Regions from separate parts of the Homo sapiens genome. Here region 1 is linked to region 2. Evidence: chromatin loops called from intact Hi-C (ENCODE). Cell type or tissue: dorsolateral prefrontal cortex. All regions are shown on one strand. Links, peaks and the distances in the headings refer to the core of each region. The heading gives the core; the rest is flanking DNA. Region 1 overlaps NEDD4L (NEDD4 like E3 ubiquitin protein ligase). Region 2 has its middle 47 kb from the start of LINC01897.

The links. Peaks named below come from ENCODE experiments on the same cell type or tissue, not always from the same donor. Only the 100,000 strongest peaks of a DNase experiment are listed, where the experiment ranks them.
Region 1: it touches region 2 in a loop (2.5-fold over the local background); 2 of 110 quality-filtered maps call a loop at or near these places.

Annotation. Positions count from the first base shown.
Region 1 is chr18:58,091,179-58,102,049 of GRCh38, reverse strand. The region is part of intron 1 of NEDD4L (NEDD4 like E3 ubiquitin protein ligase); the gene reads right to left. Among named protein-coding and RNA genes, the nearest start is that of NEDD4L, 52 kb to the right of the region's middle. RefSeq lists enhancers at 10,707-10,856, 10,867-10,871. In dorsolateral prefrontal cortex, for the core only: no CTCF peak of the experiment used is centred there; no DNase peak of the experiment used is centred there.
Region 2 is chr18:57,909,093-57,919,963 of GRCh38, reverse strand. No RefSeq gene overlaps it. Among named protein-coding and RNA genes, the nearest start is that of LINC01897, 47 kb to the left of the region's middle. In dorsolateral prefrontal cortex, for the core only: a CTCF peak has its summit at 3,895; a DNase peak (open chromatin) is centred at 3,883; H3K27ac peaks cover 2,063 bases.

The DNA of each region.
Region 1 (10,871 bases), core at 3,170-5,669, 180 kb before region 2:
GTTAAGTGGATGTAGAAAAACTAACCAACCAAGGAAGGCAACACACTGGCCCTTGCTGGTAAAGCTTCTTGGTAGCCACATCAACATTAGGGTCTTAATAAATGGGTTGTGAACCATTTGCTTCTATACTAATTTAAAATAATACCCCCATTCATGTCATCATGAATAATTCACCCACTTTCCAAAAAGCACCCAACATGACACAATTAAACAAAAAAAAGTTCTCCATCCTGGCTCATTCTCTCTCTTGGTTTACAGTTGACATTTGCTATGAAGTAACTGACAAAGGCAGAACAACCATCCAAAGAGGTTTACAAATGCATCTGCCTTTGAATAAAAATGCATAGAATACGGAAAGCATTTCCATCTGGGAATACAGTTTTCTATTTCATGATGTCATTCTGTAATTTACTAATTGCAGGGTATGCAAAAATCTAATGTGCAAATGGAGGCTCGCAGGCCCAGTGCAATGAGCAACAGTCACTTGCTACTCAAATGACACTCGACACGGACGGAACCGAGAAATACTTATTGGAAACCTCAGCCCTCATTACCCAAAACAAAGAACGGGCTCTTTCCATGACCAGGCACTCCAGACACCAAATGCAAATTAAACCAACAGAACAAAAACTGTATTCAGAAGGCGCAGATTGCAAAAGCCTTGTTCTGAGTTCAGCCATTCACAGACCCTGAGGAGGACATCGCCCTCAGAGAAACACAGCTGGGCCACGCTGAATATGCCAGGAGTGATGCTCCTTTTAAGCCCAGAGATGTTCGACTCCACTTATCTAAGTCTTTCTACTTAGTAGTTTTCCTTCTCCTGGTTGGCTGTATCAGATGACTACTGAAATTTCATCTGATAGAAAAAGACATCCATTCCCTGCTGACATTTTTTGAAGCCATTGCTAAACTTCCATAACCCATAATCAAGTTATTTCTTTTTCATCCAGGCACGGTGGCTCACACCTATAATCCCAGCACTTTGGAAGGCAAAGGAGGGAGGATCCCTTGAGCCCAGGACCTTGAAACCAGCCTGGGCAAGCCAGTGAGACCTCATCTCTACAAAAAATACAAAAATTAGCCAGACATGGTGGTGTGCGCCTGTCATCCCAGCTACTCGGGAGGCCAAGGCTAGAGGGTCACTTGAGCAAGGAGGTCAAGGCTGCAGTGAGCCATATTCGCACCACTGCACTCCAGCCTGGATGGCAGAGCAAGACCCTGTCTCAAAAGAAAATATTTTTTTAATTAAAAATAAAAACATTCTTTCTTTTCTGCCCCCTAAAAGGAGCCTCCCACTCCAATATCCATTTCCATTAATGCCTACATCAGCTAAGTACGTAGGAGGAAGATGTTTCCTCAGGTTTTGCAGGTTTGTTTGTTTTTAAGGCCTTGCCCACTATGAGAGAGAGCCTGGTTTATGAACAAGTCAAAATCTCTTGCTCAGAAGAGAGATCTGGAATGCTTTAGCCAAGCTGTGGCCCAGCCTCTGTTCTCAATGTAAGAAAGGTCCCCAAAGGGTATTTTAATCCTATTCGTGAAACTTGAGTTTAGGATAAGGTCTTGGCGTTCAAAAGGCATACATAGACCAGGGGAAAGGAGCTGTCCTCTGGATCTGTTTGCTAAAACAATTTATCACCTTGGGAAAGTCCCTTAACCACCAATTGTCTCTCTCAAGCAGGTGGCAAGTAAATTACACTGTCATTACTCTGGCCTCTAAGGGAACTGGCTTGAGAGCTACAGTCTAACATAAATCTCAACTTTCAGAGGTAATTTCAGAATCGGCCATGATGTTAAGGGGCCTTAATGACTGATAGCCCAAGGAAGTGGTCCTCCTCACCCTACCACAGACAAGTGCTCCTCCCCACTCCAGACAGGGAAAATAGTACTCACTTCCCTGAGCCCACAGCAGCAGGCAGGTCCTGTGCTTCCTTTACCGAGCCCGAGGATGCATCATCCCAGCATGCTTCTGTCTTTGTCTTGGCTGCCAGGAAACTCAGAGCTGCCATTGGCTTCAGGAGTCCTTGAAATCAGTATTTTATCCCTTCTTTTCTGGTTCTATGATGATCACTTTCATTTTGGGGGACCTGCACTTTGATTATTAGCTATCTCAGATTATTCTGTAAAGCAAGCAGAATATAAAGCAAGAGAAGCAGAACATTACCTACTCTCTTATTTGGGGCTGGTTTTCCTTGAAGAGTTTTCCTATATTGTGTCTGTGCTACTAAAGGTCTGGGCACTAAAGCAGTCCCTGCCAGTCACTCACACCAATCCTAAGTCTCTAAAACAAAGGGCCGTCTTACACCCCTTAGAGTCTACCTCAAATGCCCAGGTCAGATTTCCAACTCTTTCAATATAGTCAAGAACCAATGAAGCAGACCTCCTGGTTTTAATGTGGACAGCACCCGCTGGTGTTGTGTTTAATGCATGCATTCAATTCCCATTAACATGTGATTGGCCTAAATGGTCATCAGGTGGACTGAAATACCACTATCCCACTCTAACAGGAAATAGCACTAAAGGAAGAAAGCTGCTGGCTGGTACACAGCAGACATTCGACAAATGTGGGTCATGTGCATGAGAACCCAAACCTGCCTATTTTCCCATTAAAAAATAGTTTAGTATTTATTACTAAGTAATGATAAATGCATTCAACAAACATTTGCCAAATGCCCATTATAAGCAAGGCACTGACCTAGATGCTATAAGGAAAATACAGATGAGTAAGACAACAGGCCTTGAGGAAGCCTGCTTATAAGGCACTGGGATTTGCTTGAGCCCAGGACTTCAGGGTTGCAGTGAGCTACGACGGCACCACTGCACTTCAGCCTGTGCAAGAGAAAAAAACTTGTCTCCAAAAAAAAAAGGACACTGGGGTATAAGGAAGTCAAAATAACCAGAAGAATCTGGACACAAACAGGTACAGATATTCAAAGATTATTACAATTTTCAAGTATCTACAAATGAGTTCATTTAACTCTATAATTTCATGTGTCCCAATGTGGAGCTAGAAAAAAGATAGTCATCACAACTATAATACAAGGTGGCAAGTAAAACTCGTCATGACAAGTAACATAATAATAGTGACCTGGTGCTCACTGAGAACATCTGCTTACCACATGGTTTAGCATTTACTGACGAAACCCTGTGACATGGGTTGGGTATCACCATCCTTCTTTAACACATTGGGAAACTGGTGCTCAGAGACGTCAGCAATTTGATACATTTTCAAAACTAGTAAGTACAGAGTGATGACTGTGAGCCACCACTATCTTCTCACCCTAGTATCCCTCTGTGCCTCTTAGGGAATCTAGAATAAAAGAGACCAATTCCTTCTGGGGGGCTCCAGAAATAATTCCGGAAAGTGTGAGAGTTTGGGTCTAAAAGAAATGAGGAAATGACAATGATGATGGCAGCAGCTAGCAACTGTACAGCTCAATAACACCATGAAATAGGTACTGCCACTATTCCTATCATACGGATGAGGAAACTGAGGCATAGAGTGGTCACACAGCTGGAAGATGGCCAAGCAAGGATTCAAACCCAGGCAGTCGGCCTCGAGAATTCACACCTCTAACCACTCAGGACAACGCCACTGTATCATGGCGCTCCACGATCAAAGGCCCGGAGGCTGAGAGTGCTTAGAAACTGATAGAAGAAAAGTAAAGGCAGGAACAGACGGGCCTTATTACCCTTCATAGGCCTAGGAGTCTGAACCTCATCAGGCAATGTGGGGCCTGAAGAGGGTGACCAAAGGGACTTCTTGCAGGGTCCCTCCCACACCTGCAGGCTGGGCAACAGGCTCTGTCCCTCCCAACAAACACAGGAGAGGGATCCCCTCTCAGTTCTCCAAGTCTCCTCTGCTCAGCTGACCTTAGGCATGAACTCTCCCCCTTCCCATGGCCCTGCATTCTGCCACTTGTCAGATTCTTCACCACTATTCTAACAGTCATCTGGATAAAACTAAGCAGGGAAAGCCATTCTCTGCAACTATACTTTTGGTTTTTGTTTTTGTTGCTATTTTGAGACAGAATCTCACTCTGTCGCGCAGGCTGCAGTGCAATGGCGTGATCATGGCTCACTGTAGCCTTGACCTCCCAGGCTCAAGCGATCCTCCCACATCCGCCTCCCAAGTTGCTGGGACTATAGGTTCACTACCACATCCAGCTAATTTTTTATTTTTTGTAGAGATGGGGTCTAGCTATGTTGTCCAGGCTGGTCTTGAACTCCTGGGTTCAAGCGATCCTCCAGCCTGAGTCTCCCAAAGTGCTGGGATTATAAGCATAAGCCACCATACCTGGTCAACTACAGTTTTCTAATACTTCTCACTGTTTCCTTTAAGTCCCCTCCGGCATGCAACTACACCAGGCTGGCATCTGAAACCATTTACCTCTTCCCACTCCATCTGTATATCTGATTACAGTGTGTGTCTATTCAGAAGGGCCTTGGGCTCAATTAACTTTAGACTTTAGATAAGGCATGATATACTCTCTGACTCACTCCAGATAAAGGGCCAAGGATTCCTGCCTTAGTGCTATAATTAGTTGAGAATGCAACGTGGGGGGCTCTGATCCTTTGTTTCTGATGTCCTTCACTCATTAAAAGTAGAACACTTTGCCTGGTGCTGTATCACTTCAACTAAACATGTGTTTGTTTTAGGTTCTGTTTACTTGTCCCAGGGATGGAATGCTTCTCCCACTTGGAATGGCCCTTGCAGCCTGCCGGCCAACTGCGAACTATGGCCTGGGCAAAAATTCAGAGGCAAACACTCGAATGCTCTCTCCATGTTCTTAACAGCACTTGGCATGGAGCTGGCACTAATATTCTGAACAGTCATTTACAATGGTCTCATTTCCTTCCCATCAGAATGAAAAGCCACAGAGCTGGAGGGCTGTGTCATAAGTCTTGCGAACAAAACAATCTTCGTGCATTCACTTTTTTTTTTCTTTTTGTAATTTAAGGAAGAATTCCAAATGGTTTGCCTCTTGCAATGCCACAGTTTGATGTGAAATTGTATGAAGCACTGACTTTCATACAAAGTTCTGAAGATCAGAACCTTAACTGACTAATGCAAAATAGAAAGAGAATAAATAGAAAGCCCTAAGTTCTAACTGCCACCTGCCATTCTTCCACATGGCAATTTAGCACAATGATAAAGATTCTGCAAGGCTGAAAGGATTTCACATTCCAACACACCGCATTCTGTGACTTATGGGCCTTCAGGACAGATGGAACTGTGTTTTTCCAATGTAAGGGAAAAATTCATTACAGCAAATAAGCATGGAGTTGGTTTCTGAACTTACTGATGTTCTTTTTTAAAAACAAAACTCACAACATAAAATACAAAATCACACTAAGGCCAGGTGGGGTGGCTCATGCCTGTAATCCCAGCACTTTGGGAGGCTAAGGTGGGTGGATCATCTAAGGTCAAGATCAGCCTGGCCAACATGGCAAAACCCCATCTCTACTAAAAATACAAAAATTAGCCAGGCATTGTGGTGCATGCCTGTAATCCCAGCTACTCGGGAGGCTGAGGCAGGAGAATTGCTTGAATCTGGGAGGTGCAGGTTGCAGCGAGCCAAGACTGCGCCACTGCGCTCCAGCCTGGGTGACAGAGCAAGACTCTGTCAAATAAATAAAATAAAATAAAATAAAATAAAATAAAATAAAATAAAATAAAATAAAATAAAATAAAATAAAATAAATAAAATAAAATAATCACACTAAGGCCAGGAGGATTCGTTTTAGATAAAGATGACCACAGAATGCCTTTTATCAAACTACCCTGAAAATGTAATTGATTCAATATTCAAAAATAGTTTTCCCATATTTTCAGAAACAGCTATTGGTTATAAAGTACCCTGTACAGAAGAAAATAATAAAGGAAAAGAGCCACACACTAACATTAGGTTCTACCAAGGAGTTCATGAGGAAAACCATGCTCATCCTAATGGATGAGCCTTTCCATGTAAACATTTGGCATTCCCAAAACCTAAGTCCTAAAACTCTAAATCAGGGGTGTCCAATCTTTTGGCTTCCCTGGGCCACACTGGAAGAAGAAGAATTGTCTTGGGCCACACATAAAATACACTAACACCAATGACAGCTGATGAGTTTAAAAAAAAAAAAATCACACAAAAGGCTCATAATGTTTTAAGAATGCTTACGAATTTGTGTTGGGTCACATTCAAGGCCATCTTGGGCTGCATGTGACCTGCTTGTGGTTGCACAAGCTTGCTCTAGATCACGGAAGTCAAAGCTTTCTGGCAGAAATTTAAGTATATAGGCAAACCTTTTATTAATGCTCAAATAAAAATATTGGAAAATGTTCATGAAAAGAACCAGAAGAAACTATGGAAATGATTACAGGGCTGGCAGAGATGTTTCCACCTGGTGAGATTTCAAGCTCCACAGTGTCGATCAATGCCCATGGCCCCAATGGGCGAGGATTCCATGGGACCAACCAAGGCGGCCACAGCTTCTCTCTGTGCCCTGCCTCTCTGCCCTTTGGCCCCGACTGAGCCCTGCAAGGCCCCTCTGCATTCCAGTCCCATCTTCCTGTCCAGGCCTCAGTGCTGCAGACAGATCCAATTACTCCCCACGCGGTGGGAGCAACGACTTTAAGCAGCAGCTTTTGCCACTCCCTCTGCCCGAACTGGCTTCCCCCCATCTGTTCACCCTGGGAATTCTTCAGGCTCAGCCATCATCCATTTCATTTGCACCTTCCCAGAGCGAGCACCTGGCACCCATACCCTCAGTAAGAAGCTGCTGAATAAATGTCCCCCCTCTTTGCCTGCCTCCATGGCCCTGGGTGCCAAGCACAGTGTGTAGCTCAATAAATACTAAGCAGCCCAGGCAGGAGCAGAAGAACCCAGATGAGTGACATCGGAGTGAGTTGGGAGTGGAAGGAAAGAACATAGGAATAAAACAATGAGAACCTCTTAACAACATCTTAACTTGTGAAACATCTAGAAAAGCACCAAAGTCTAAGTGAATACACAATCAATAGGCATCCAAAATCTCAGACACATATCTAGATCGTCTAATGTGTCAGCAACTCTGTGGTGAGCAAAGGGCTAATGACATGGGGTGCTTGTTTTTAAACTCATAGGCCATGAACAGGGAAATCCCTTCTTTTTTTTTTTTTTTTTTAAGTGCTCTTTCTAGAGGCATTCACGGCAATCAAGCCTTACAGCCTACCTATTTCTTAGCCGTAATTTGGAATCATCTGTCTTCTAGCCCATACCTTCAACTGCCAGGTCTGTAAGGCCCTCAAGGTGCCGCCACCTATGCAGTCAGGCTCCTCCATGCCATGCCTTGCAGTGGCACTCCACTCAGCAAAATGATGTTGGGGCCATCTACACAGCAGGGGTGGAGTCCATGGAGAAGGGGAAGGGCTCTGAGGTGTGATTACGAATAAACACAGTCCACGGGGCTGAGCATGGGAGAATGGGGGTATTCCAGACACAGGAAATGGCCAGAGCACAGTCAGGCACAAGAATGCCGGGTGAAATGGGTGCAGTCGTCCAGCCGGCCAGGGCGGCGAAAAGGTAAGGGTGCAGGAGTGGCTGGGTGCAGTGGCTCACGTCTGTAATCCCAACACTGTAGGAGGCTGAGGCGGGCAGATCGCTTGAGCCCGGGAGCTCGAGACCAGCCTGGGCAACATGGAGAAATCCCGTCTCTATAAAAAAATACAAAAAATTAGCCAGGCGGGGTGGCATGTGCCTGTGGTCCCAGCTATCTGGGAGGCTGTGGCAAGAGGATCATATGAGCCCAGGAGGTCAAGCCTGCAATAAGCTATGATCGCGCCACCACACTCCAGCCTGGGCAACAGATGGAGACCCTATCTCAAAAAAAAGAAAAGAAAAATTAAAAAAAAAAAAGGGGGTGCAGGAGTCCCAGGAGGAGAAATCACAAAGGCAGGAAGGTGGCAGATGAGAAGGACTTTGCAAGCTGCACTAGGAAATTGGGCCTTTATTCTGCAGGTAGTAGAGAGTGACTTATGCCAATCCATGCTGTATCTGCCACCATCTGTGGCAGTGTAATGAGGAAAGAAAGGAGTCAGGCTTCAGGAAAGCAGCCCACAGCCCTGCCTCAATCACTCTGGAAGCCCCTGGAGCTGGGACTGCATGTCTTGCTCTAGCATTCAGTGGGGCATGCAGCAATTTTTCAAGAGTGGCTCCAATTTTACAATGGACAGTATAATTCCTCCAAGTTTAACCTATTTTAGATGTTCTATATCATTCTTCTGAAAAGTTCAATTTCCTTATTGTGTGGAATAAAGTATTTATGATGGTTGGAGAGTTGATGGGAATTCTCCTCCTCTGGCGTAAATTGTGCAATATTTGACCACTGCATTCTATCATCAGACAACACATGAGCACGTAGCAAATATAAGACTACCACCAACTGTATCGCACTTCTTTCCGTGAGAAAGTCTCAAGTGAACTGCTCAGCATGAAACATGAATATGCGCACAGTAGTGAATTGAAGGTATTCAGCTTCAATTTGGGTGGGGTGGGAGATGTTTTATTTACCCCACCTAGAGACAACTCTAGCTCGCTACTCCTACTTTTCAAGAAAAACCTGTTAAACAGTATTCTCTGCTAGCCTAAGGGACAAATATAATTTTGAAATGTTATTACTAACCAACCATGATAGCTTGAGAGGCTGAATGAGAATGAGTGATTAGTACACTGTCTTGCGCAGTTCTTACCAAACATCTATCATTCAAGATGCCTGTGAAATGAGTACTTCTTGAAAAACTCCTATGTGAAATGCACCATGCTAGATGTCAAAAAAATTTAAAAATCAGTATATTTAGCAAAATCCATGCTCCCAAGAGCTCACAATCTACAAAAAGAACCTATTTCCATCACCATTTCATTGAAATGTCCTGTTGCCTAAGTGACACTCATATTACAAGCCCCTGGTCATTTACCTTAAAAAAGAATCTGTCCACATACTGCTGAAACATCAGTCAAGAGAGGGAATACTCCGTCCCTACTAAAAATACAAAAAAAAATTAGCCAGGTGTGGTGGCGGGCACCTGTAGTCCCAGCTACTCGGAAGGCTGAGGCAGGAGAATGGCGTGAACTTGGGAGGCGGAGCTTGCAGTGAGCCGAGATCATGCCACTGCACTCCAGCCTGGGGGACAGAGCGAGACTCCATCTCCAAAAAAAAAAACAAAAAAAAAAGAGAGAGAGGGAGTACATGGATTTTTTTTTTTTTTTTGGTACCAGGGAGAGAATTTTACCTTTTAATCTGTTAATCTTAAATTCCACATAAACTGAAATTTTGCTCATGTGCACCACATCTCAAGTGCTGTTGCCTTCATGCTCTTACACGAACTCTTCTAGATCAGAACATTCTCTTCTGCTTGTCTTCTCCTCCATAAGAGCAGGTGCAGAGCTGTGCTGAGTGGCTTGCAGAGCCAGTATGTGAATGGTGGTGATTCCTACTCATCTCCATTCACTCTAAGCAGTTTATCAAGATTCCTCATACAACTTTCGTACCTCCCAAATCAAAGTCTCATCAGAAATGCCCTGCCTAGTGCTCCTTCCCCACCCGTTCAGCATCTGTGATCTCTGCTCTGTCCCTTGGACGCCCTGGGCCTTGGCATACTGTGCCCGAGAACCGCTTCCACCCTCAATTCAAATGAGAGTTGCTGGGCAATCTTTCCTGCCTTCTACACACAATCCCCCACCCCAAATCCCAAATACACCCATGGGGATCTGAATGCAGCATGCCATCACCCATCTTATACGTAAAATGGGAAACAGAGCAAGACGTTCAGCTGGTGCATCTACACCTTTATCTCCGACGTTGCCAATTCCTCCAGCTAGCACCCAGATGAAAGGACCTCCCCCGAAGGGAGGATGCTGGTGGCAAGTCACAGGGCCTGCCCTGACTTCTGCCCCCTGCCATCCCCTCTTTTACTCACATCTGTAACTTGGTTCTTCCAAGATTTATTTACCTGGCTTGGAGTTGACACAAAGCTACAAAGAAAACCTAATATGTGGAATAACAGAGTCATGAGTTCCAGAGATGACACTTAATGGCTCAATGTGACATCCCTTACAAAAGCAAGAGTGATGGCCAGTGGGGAAGCAACACAGTTCCCAGGGCATGTAGTGGCTCAAGTCTTCTAAAAGCATGAAATGAGTCCCCTGTGGCATCTGGTTGCCAAAGGAGCTTCCACAGTCTCAGGCAATGTGAATAATGCTATTACATGTGCATTTACATTAAGACAAACTCTCATGCCACAGTGCAGATCACAGCAGTTAAGAAAGCAGGTTGAGGACTCCCACCTAAATGAAAACTCTGGCTTCTCCTTTTACTAGCTGCTAGAACATGGGCAAGCTATGAAACCTTTTTGAGAATCAAATGCCTCATCTATAAGATGGGGATAAAGCAAATACTTACTTACGCTCTAGGCTGCAGTGAAAATGAAATGAGTAAGTCCATGTAAAGCCCTGAGCAATGGTGCCAGGCACACAGGAAGCACTCAGTGAAGGGAGCAGGTACTGGTGACTCACCATTCTGCCAGCAGCCACTTTGCACTGGGCACCAGCACATACCAGCCCCCATCAGGAAATGTGCACAGTCCATCTCATCTTGTTTCATCTTCATTTTATTAATGAGGAACTGAGAGTCCAAGAAGGTTCAATCATTTGCTCAAGGACAAAGAAGTGCATATCAACTCAAGATCTGAGCGACTCCAAAGCCCAAGCTCTGTGCCCCCGATAACACTAAAGGGCTCTGGAACCTTCCCTCACTGTGCCAAATTCTGGTCACCACACTTTAGGAAAGGTACAGAGCAACTGGAACCTAGCCAGTGAAGAGCAAGTGCATGGTAGGTGGCAGCAGGAGGT
Region 2 (10,871 bases), core at 2,871-5,370:
AGTGTTTTGTATGTACATTTCATCTCATCATAAAATGAGAAGGTACAGTGAGGTCTTTCTAGGAGAAAATGGCAGATAGGAGGCACTTGTTCACCACCAACCACCATCTCCAACCTATAGCCATGGCAGACATTACTAATTAATTGCTGCTCTCTTCCTGTCCCAGCTCAGGCAAAGCCTCATCATTTATCTCAACACCATGATCCAGGTATCCACCATCAATCAATCACAGTTGGCCAGTGCGGTAGAAACCTTCACGTCTCACATGACTATGGGGTCTCTCCCCATGACGGTTATGACTATTTCACTTGCATTCATGGCTGACTCCAAACCATTTGTACAGAATCCTATGAAAAGATTATGCTCCTAAGTCTCCTAAATATAACAGTTAAAGTGCTCCTGCCTGGGAACTTTAGCATGTTAAGAATTATCTGTTCTTATTAAAATGTAGATTCCAGAATCCCACCCCTGGAGAGTCTGATGATTATGGGAAGAGGCCCAGAACCTCCATTCTCCGGAATGATTCTGTGTGACTGATGGATCCAGTGATTACTCTCTGGGAGGCAATGCCACCAAAGGAAGGCAGGAGTTGCTGTACAGGTTCAGGGACCTGTGTGGGAAATAAATGTCCTACATTTGCATCTCAGTTCTAGCTCATTCTGTTCAGTCTCATCCGGAGTCCAGCTTCCAGGCTGGCCCTAGGCTCTACCATATCTTTCTTGCACAGAAACAAGCCCTTCTTGGTTGGCTCCAGGCTGTCTCTCCACGTGGGATTCAGGTTAAATTGAAACTGCAGGAAGCTCTCTGTTGTTTATTACCCGCTCAGCAGGCCAAGACACTTTGCTCTTCACTTTTCTGTGGCTTTTCTCTTAACCATCTCAGATATTTCAGATCCATATGACTGACCTGTCCCTGGACTTTTCTATTGTATGATTTTCCTTTTCTTGACTCACGCTTGCCTTTTTTACAGGAGGACACCAATCGGTTTCACACTTTGTTTCCCCAGGCTTCTACAGATTCATGTCTACTCATCTCTTTAACAAAGAAGGCTGACAACAAGGATCATATTCAAAATATTTGATAACTGCTCAGAGCGAAGTAAAATATAGACACCTGGCACAGAACCCAACCAGTCAGAACAGGCATCAGCTCTGATTAGCCAGTACAGCTGCACGCATCCCACCTGGTGTGGAAAGCTGACTAATGCCCTGTTGTCCTAGTCCCCAGAAGCTGTGAGTGTTACCTTATATAGCAAAGGGACTTTGCAGGTGTGATTAAGTTGAGCTGGAGATCAAGACATCATCCTGGATTATCCAAGTCTTAAATGTAATCATAAGTGTCCTTACAAGAGGAGGGCAGAGGGAGATTTGACCATATAAGACAGAAGACATACAACTATAGAAGCAAGATGCTTCATGGCCGCTTTGAATATGGAGGAAGGGGACCTGAGCCAAGGGATGTAGGTGGCATCTAGAAGTAAAAAAGGCAAGGAAATAGATTCTCCCTTAGAGCTTCCAGAAGGAACCAGCCCTACCAACACTTTGACTTTCATCCAATAAAACTAATTTCAAACTCTGACTTCCAGAACTGTGAGAGAATAAATTTGTGTTGTTTTAAGGCACTAAGTTTGTGGTAATTTCTAACAGCAGCCCCAGGAAACCAGTGCCTCTGGGAATATCAGAGTGGAGATGGTCAAGGGAGGGCTGGAGGCATGAGGAGAGTTGGCCATCACACACCCTGGCTGAGCTGAACTGTGGACCCCAGTGCAACATGGAGCCAGGGAGAGGCAGGCATAGAGAGTCTGAGATCTGCTGGGAAGACAAGGCAGGACAAGTGCAAGAGTAAGATGTAGCCAGAAAAGTACTTATGGCCAGAGTCAAAGCAAAACTGTAATCAAGTCCTATACATATCCTCTATGTCACTAAACAACACTTTAGAATGTCTAGGGCAAAACTCATGTGCTCAAGTTACTGCTGAGTGCAAAGGCTTGCCCCCACCTTGTTGGTAATGGGGAGTAAAGAAAAAAGTCTACTCTATTCCCCTCTAAGGGTCCTGTCCCCTTTTCATGGTGCATCCAGAAATCCTCTAGCACCTGTAGGGTCCTTCACTGGTACCATGTGAGCTGGCTTTGCACTCTCTGAAACGACTGTGTCTATTGGGTGCCTTGTGGGCTCTTCTGGGATTCCCACTGCTAAAAGCCACCCTGATGATCTTTTGCCTCTGGAAGATACTGGCCTAAGGATAGATATATAGATCAATGGAATAGGATTGAGAGTCCAGAAACAAATCTTTATATTTATGGTTAATTAATTTTTGACAAGGTCACAAAGACAATTCAATGGAGAAAGAAGAGTCTTTGCAACAAATGGTGCTAGGACAACTGCATAACCACATGCTAAAGAATGAATTTTCAACTCCATCTCACGCTGTATACAAAAATTAACACAAAATGGATCATAGACCTGTATGTAAAAGATAAAACTATAAAACACTTAGAAGAAAACATGAGCATAAATCTTCATGACCTTGGAGTAGCCAATGGTTTCTTAGATGTGATGCCTAAAGCACAAGCAACCAAAGAAAAATAGTTAAGTTGGACTCCTTCAAAATTAAAAATGTGTGTGCTTCAAAGAACACTACCAAGAAAGTGAAAGGACACCCCACAGAATGGAAGAAAATATTTGCACATTGTCTACTGACTAGGAATTTGTATCCAGAATATACATGGAATTCTTACAATTTAACAATTTTTAAAAAACAATTTAAAAATGAGCAAGGGATTTAAACAGACATTTCTTCTAAGAAGATATATAAATAGCCTGTAAGCACATGAAAAGATGCTCAGCATCATTAGTCATTAGAAAAATATAAATTAAACTCACAATTTTACACTCATGAGGATAGCTAAGATGAAAAAGACAGAAAATAAAAAGTATTGGTGAGGATGGGGATAAATTGTAACTCTTATACATTGCTAGTGGGAATGTAAATGGTGCAGCCATGGTGGAGAACAGCTGGGCAGTTCCTCAAATGACTTTCCCTCTTACTCCATGTTCCCACATGGGGGACAACCATCACTGTAATACTTCCGGTATCTTTCTCCATTCACTTCCCCCCAAGACACACACACACACAAATGAGACAGACAGACATGGGCTGGGGATGGAGGCTTCTTCCCTTCTGACCAGGGGCTTTGCCTCTCTTATCGTGGGAGTGAACCTGGCCTTGGAAGGAGATGAATTATAATGGAAAACGGAGAGGGAAAAAATACAGAAGACCACCCTATAGTGGCCTCCCCAGGCCTGTTTTCTATTTAGGCATTCACTTTCCTCCCAAGGGCCTCTGTGTCGTGGGGCCAAATTCTGTTCTTTGCTAAATGGCCTAGGATTTCCTCTTGGTATCACAGGCTTCAAAGTCTCCTGGTGCGTCACACTCAACTTCCTGTCCCCCGGCCAGATTTCTGTCCTGATAGCAGGGTGTTTCCTGGGCCCTCTCACTGCCTGCCTCCCTCAGCTTTGAGAGGCTGACTGGCCTGTGGACCATTTCCTCGACCTGTCCTTCCTCTCCAGTGTCTCTGAGCCCACCTTCTCACCTGGTCACAGTTCCTGCTTCCTGCCAGTGCCCTGAGTCTAGTGACTGCAGCCCCTCCTCTGGTCACTTCCTCCCACGAGGTTCTGCCTTGGAACCCCTGGTCCTGGCCTCTCCCTGTATCTCCCCACTCCCCTTCTCTGCAAAGCCCTGGCAGGAGGAACTAGGACAAAGGGACTAAATGGGAAGGGCTAAGAACTCTGGGAGACAAAAGGAACCTTTGTTTTCATCTGCTCTCTGCTTCTGGCCAGCCCCTTTGCAGAGCTGTGCCATCCACCGTCATGTTCACATTCACCCCCTGATCCACAGCACATGGCCTGGCCTTCCCTGCCATCTGTCCAGCAGCAGAACTGCCTGGCTGTGCTCATTGCAGACTGTAAATAAACCAGTAGTCTCCACTTCTAAGGGAAAACCAGAGCACAGAAATTATGTTAATTCCATTCCTAACCCATTTACATGCATATATTAATATGAATCATGTTACTGCTCCAGCTGTTTCATTATTACAAATACTCTTTGGTGATAAAACCATCAGGTACAAAAAACAAACAGCTCTCCTTCTAGCCTCCGCCCTTTCACAACTGCCAACTCAATCTTGCTTAACTCTACCAGAAAATCTGCTATAGCCATTAGGAATTTAAAGCCCCCCAATAATTTAGTTTCTTTCAAATGGATATTAACTGTCATGTTCCAAGGAAAATGTCAGAAACAACAGGCTATGGTAGCTGGTTGGTGCTGGAAGTTATTTTAGAAGAACTTGAATCCCAAGCACACAAGTTCATATGCTCACTAAGATCAATGCATGTCACACTCTAATGAGTGTTGGATCTTACATAATCGTTGAGCAGATGGGCTGTAGCCATGATTTTGTGCAAATGTAAATTATCCTCTAAATGAGATGTGCTTGAAAAAGATACACCAGGCTCAAATTTCCAAACACAGAAGGGAAAAAACAACTCACCAAAGCCCCATTATTTACTCAGCTGGTTTTGAATGCAAGTCTCCTAGCCAATGTTTTGAAAAATTTATCCCACAGTCTTAAGAAAAGGGAGAAGTCAAGGGCTCTGCACATTTCATCTTCCTTTCCCAGCCTCCAACAGCAAGGCATCTGCGGAGAGAGAGGAATTTCGCTATTTATTGTAAGGTACAGTCCAGGAAGGTTCACATTCTAATCCTTTTTTTTCTTTAATATATTTTAAATGGAGGTGTAATTAACACACAGTGAAACGTGTAGCCCTTAGATGTTTCAGACAAATAAACTTTGACAATTGTAAATGTCCATGTAACCAACACTCAAAACAAGATATAGAACATTTTCATCGTGCCAGAAAAGTTTCCATCCCTACCCTCAACCGGGAAACTGCTGATTTTCTTTCTGTTACTATAGAATCAGTTGTGTCTGTTTTAGAATTTCATGTATGTAGAAGCATACAGTAAGAACTCTTTTGCTTTTAGCTCCTTTCATTCAAATAATGTCTTTGAGATTCATTCAGCTTGTTGCATGTATTTATAGTTTGCTTTTTAAAAAAATTTGCTGAATATATTTCATTGTTCCATGAATGTATTCTATTACTGGAATTAGAATCCAATGATGGAATGTATTTTATTATTCCATTATTCCACTGAATAGACTAAAATGTGTTTATCCATTTACCTATATCTGGACATTTGGATTATTTCCAGTTGTTGGTGCTAATTCAATGGGGAAAGGAAAGTCTTTTTAACAATATTGCTGGAACAACTGGATATATGTGTGGAAAAAAATGAGCTCCAATCCCTATCTCACTCCATTTATCAAAGTTAATTCAAAATAGATCATACACCTAAATGTAATAACCACAGCCACAAAATTACTCAAATAAAGCATAATAACTTCATGACCTTGGGGTGGGCAGAGTCCTTGGACAGAACACAAAAAGCACTAACCATAAAAAAAATTGGATTTTATCAAAATGTAAAATTTCAGCTCATGAAAAGAGATGACAAACCACTGGCTGGGAAAAAAATGCTTGGAACACATATATTTCGCAAATGACTTGTATCTAAAATATATAAAGAATGCTTTTAGGCTTTAATTACATCTCAATTTTTAAAGAATGCATACATGCCAACAATAAAAAGACAAACAACCCAATTTAAAATGGCAGAAAAAAACCTCAACAGACACTTCACAAAGATGCACAAATGGCCAATAAATCCACAAGAAAATGCTCAAAATCTCTAATAGTCCAATTTTTACCAATTCTTGTTTAAAATTCATCTGGTCAGCTGTTCAAAGCGTTCCCATTTCCCCATCACACTGGAAGATATAAAATGCCATATAGAAGCAGATTTTGTTATGTGAAGACTTAGTTCTCCAGCCCCCTCAGATTGTGTGCTTTCTGCTTAGTAATTACAAGGCATTTTCTAGAATTGCTGAGGTGAACGTACCTGCAACTGCCAGAACCTATCTTTGTGTCATCTCGTGCTGCAAGAAGGAAAAACTCTGAGAGCTCGTAGCTTTGGGCCATGCGTGGGAAAAGAAGGGGGTGGCTTGTGGGCTGCAGGCACGGCAGGTCAGCCTAGAAGGGAGGGAAATTGTGTAGGGATTTTATCAGGACCTGCATACAATCCACCCTATCCAGTGAAGTTCAAGTTTAGCTTTTATAAGCAGAATAAAATCAGAATCTCCAAAGGGTTCAGTTTTCATCACTAACCATTTGAAAGAGAAAACATTAGCCTCCAGGCTTCTTTCAGGGGCTGGACTTTAGCCTTTCTAAAGAATAGCAACGTTTAGGCCGGGCGCGGTGGCTCACGCCTGTAATCCCAGCACTTTGGGAGGCTGAGGCGGGCGATCACGAGGTCAGGAGATCGAGACCATCCTGGCTAACACGGTGAAACCCCGTCTCTACTAAAAATACAAAAAATTAGCCGGGCTTGGTGGCGGGCGCCTGTAGTCCCAGCTACTTGGGAGGTTGAGCCAGGAGAATGGCGTGAACCCAGGAGGCGGAGCTTGCAGTGAGCCAAGATCACGCCACTGCACTCCAGCCTGGGCGACAGAGCAAGACTCCATCTCAAAAAAAAAAAAAAAAAAAAAAAAAAAAAAAAAAAAAAGGAGACTCTTTAAAAAAAAAAAAAAAGAATAGCAACATTTAGAATTTATCAATACAACTACTTGTGGGGCAGCCACTACATACACAACAGATGCTCTTGTAAGCACGGTGAAGGTATGACTGAGTGGTACACATCCTCAGGAAGCTTCAAAGACGCTAACCAGACTGTTGACTGTTTTTCAACCAGTTAGTCAACCGTCCATACCAGGTAGCTAAGAAGAAGGAGTTTTCATTGATGGCTGAAACTGAATAGTGACAAAAGTGTCCCTGGCCCAAGGCATTCAAAACATTAGAATTCTGCTATTGCTAGGCAGGTGTTTTATGTTACTCCCTGAATCTGGGAAACTAGCTGCTGAGATAAGTAACAAGCATTTTATCTGGATCTTGATTGGAATCAGATTTAGATTAAATTCAGGTGAAAACAGAGTCTCTGCCTTCTAACTACATTTTGAGAACTGCCGCTAAAGAGGAAGAAGAGACGTGCTAAGAAGGAGGCTCTTGGCAGTGGTGCTAAACTCCACAGAATTGAATTTAACAGGAGCACAACAACATCTAATTAAAGCTTATTTGGGTAGGAGGATCCCACATAAATAAATGTATCAGATAACTGATGTTTAATGAAAAGCATTTTTTAAAAAAAACTTACTAATATTTTTTATCTAACCCAATATACTAAAAATATCACTCCAACATGTAATCAGTGTGAAATTGATTAATGAGACATTTTACATTCTCTTTTTTTGTACCAAGCTTTTGGACTCTGGAGTGTATTTTACATGTGCAGCACCTCTCAAAGTGGCCTGAATTTCTAGAGTTCACTGCCCATATGTGGCTCATGGCCTGCTCCCATATTGGATGGTATAGGTGTAGGATCTCATGGCTCATGTTTGGCCTGTTGCTGCTCTTGCACATGTCAATTTTTCTCTCTCAAAAATTGCAGCTCCTCCTGTAATCCCAGTGCTTTGGGAGGCTGAGGCAGGAGGATCATTTGAGGCCAGGAGTTCGAGACCAATCTGGGCAACATAGCAAGACTCTGTCTCTACAAAAATTTTAAAAATTAATTGGGGGTGATGGTACACACCTGTAGTCACAGCTACTTGGGAGGCTGAGGTAGGAAGATTGCTTGAGCCCACAAGTTCGAGGCTGCAGTGTGCTTGAGCCCACAAGTTCGAGGCTGCAGTGAGCTATAATGATGCCATTGCACTCCAGCCTGGATGACGGAGCAAGACCAGTCTCTTAAAACAAAAACAAAAACAAAAACAAATATATATATATATGGTTCCCTAAGGGCAAAGCTGACATCTATTTCTGTTTAACATTATAACTTCCATCATGCCCTGCCTAAAACAGCTGCCTATCAGATACTAGCCAATTAAAGTTAATTGAGTAAGAACTTGTGGATTCATCAGCTGTCTCCTGAATTTTCCCTCAGAATGCTGATACTCCTTAAACTGCCAATTTGTGACTTAAATATTTTTCTCTGCTTGGTTATCTTGGTTATATGCTGAGCTGCATTTTCTGCATTTTATTTGCTTTAGAGAAAGTTTCTGTTTTTCCTGTAAGTCAGAGATGAGTGTGCCACCCCACACCTCCTCCCTATATCCATGGGCTGCTTCCTAGGGACTGTCCTTCCCCCCATGGGAGGCCAGTGGACCAGGAGAGATGCCAGCTGTGTTTCCCACACTTGCCAGATAGAATCCCCCAGAGTGCCTGTTAGGATCACAGGTAAAAGTCAAAAAATGTTTAACCTGGTTCATCATTTCAGTTGGAAAAACTTTCCAAGATAAAATAGTGTGTTAAGTCTGCAAAGTATTTTACCATTTACAAAATATACGTGAGCTTTATTGCCTTTGCTACTTAAAACAACAACCTCAAGAGGTCTGTAGGGTAAATGTCAGGCACCTGTTTGTCGTATGAGGCACCGAGACTGGGTGGCGCAGGGGAACTGCCTGAAGTCCCATGGCTGGGAGCTGGTAGATAGAATTTCTGAACACAAGTCTTCAATTCCCAGTGTTTCCCACCTGTTGAAGACCCAGCTGTTTGTAGTTAGATATTGTTTCCATGAAATACTCGAATTATGTTGGCTTCGATCCTGACTTGCTAATTGTCAGGGATTGGTGCCCTTCAGTGTATCCTCTAAAGAGTTCTGTGAGCGCCATGATGCCGTTGCCCACATGCCCAGGTCCCCCTCAGCCTGCATTTTGACTGCGACCCCACTGCACCCTTTGCCGCCCATGGCCATTGAGCACTCTCTGCTCCGTTGGGCACCTCTGCCCTCTGCCCTCTGCTGGTGACCCCTGCTCATAGCAACTCTCTTGCCATCTTTTGTGCTCCCTTCCAGACCTGCCTTCCCCATTCTCCCCAAAGCATCTCAGGGACCAGGCAGTTACTTGCAGCCAAACTTCCTTGATATATTGTTCAGGGGACAGAAAAAAGAAAATACAACCCAAAGAACAGCTGATACTTCCAAATAGATGTGGCTCTGAGCTTCCAGCCTTGACCCAGCCTTGACCCAGCCCCAGAGTTCCTCACCATGTTTGGCTCTTAACTGTCTTCCCGATGTCAGGGCTAGCCCCACATTACCATACACTGCCATTGGTCCGAGAAAAACGGACTTGAGTCCCTTTCCCCGCTGCCTTCTCCAGTCTGAAATTCACCTTTCAAGTTTTCATTTACTGACCTAGAATCAGGTTAGTAGGATTATCAGCAGGGATGGTCTCTTTTCTCAGGGGAGTTCCTCCTCCCCAAGCTTGCATTATGGCCTTGAGTGGGACAAATGAAATGGCACCAGAAAGTAGCCACCCAACATCCCTGTGTTCTGGGGCACTCAGACTTAAATGACTGCCTCTAAGATTGTCCTCTTCCTTCGCACAGGCTTTCCTTTAGTGTGAGGTCAAGTTCAAGTCTGCAGAGGCCTCCTGTTCCCACGGAAATACAGATCTAGGTCTCCAGCTTGTTGGAGAACATACCCAACTCCCTAGAACAGGCAATATCTTAAGGACACAGAGCAATGTCACTCCCTGCTGAGAAAGTACAGATCTCTTCTAATAACAAATGTCTGCCAAAAGAGACACTGAATTTGCAAAACCAAGAAAAAGCTTAACTCCTCAGACTAAGAAATCTGTAAGAGGACCACTTTGCCAAATTCAGGTTTTCTCTCCACAGAGGTCTATGCACCCCAGCTCCACCTTTGCTTTCCCCCAGAGAGAGGCTTTCCCTGACAAAGGGACAGAAGGGGACAGCCTGCCTCAATGAGAAATTTCATATTCCCCTCTTAGGAAGTGATTCTCTTAGGAGGCAGTTTCTGCTGCCAACTTTAACATGCTGCTTTTACCAACTATTAAACCCACCCAGGCTTTCAAAAACAGACGCAGTTCTAGTAAGGGCAGTCTGTGATAGCCAGTGCTGAGGAAGTCGAGTGCTCTGCCCATCCTCCTGTGAGTTCTTACACAGTGTAGAGAGAACAGAACTTCGCCTCCGCTGGGTGACTCAGGCACCCGAACACCAATTAACTGCACTGTTCTGCTAATACAATGACGCCTCCAGGGAAACTGGGCTGGGCAGGTCAGTTTACCCTGGTATTAAAGGGCCCCAGACAACTCTTCGCTGAGTTCTGTCTCCTGCTTTATAGGTGTCTTAGTCTGTGTTGTTATAATAGAATACCAAAGACTCGGTAATTTATAAAGAACAAAGATTTATCTCTTACATTCTGGAGGCTGGGAAGTCCCAGGTCAAGGTGGCTACAATCTAGTGAGGGCCTTACTGGTCATCCCATGGTGGAAGGTGGAAGGACAATAGAGTACATGTGAGAAAGAGAAAGGGGAAGGATGCCAAATTCATCCTTTTTTATCAGGAACCCACTCTTGCGATAACTAACCCTCTCCCACCCTAACGACATTAATCCATTTATAAGGGCAGAGCCTCATGACCTAATCACCTCTTAAAGGTGATTAACACCACCCACCTCTCAAAACTAGCATTGGGGATTCAGTTGCCAACACATGAATTTAGGGGGACACATTCAACCATAGAAGTAGGATTTGCATTTCTTACTTGTCTTTCAGGCTGTCACATTTGTCCTTCCTGCTATTGTTGGTGACTCTGCTCCACAGAGAACCATCTTCTCTTCTCATCCCTGTTGTGAGCTGAGAATCTTGACATCCAAACTTCATAGAACTGCTTCTGCGTGAA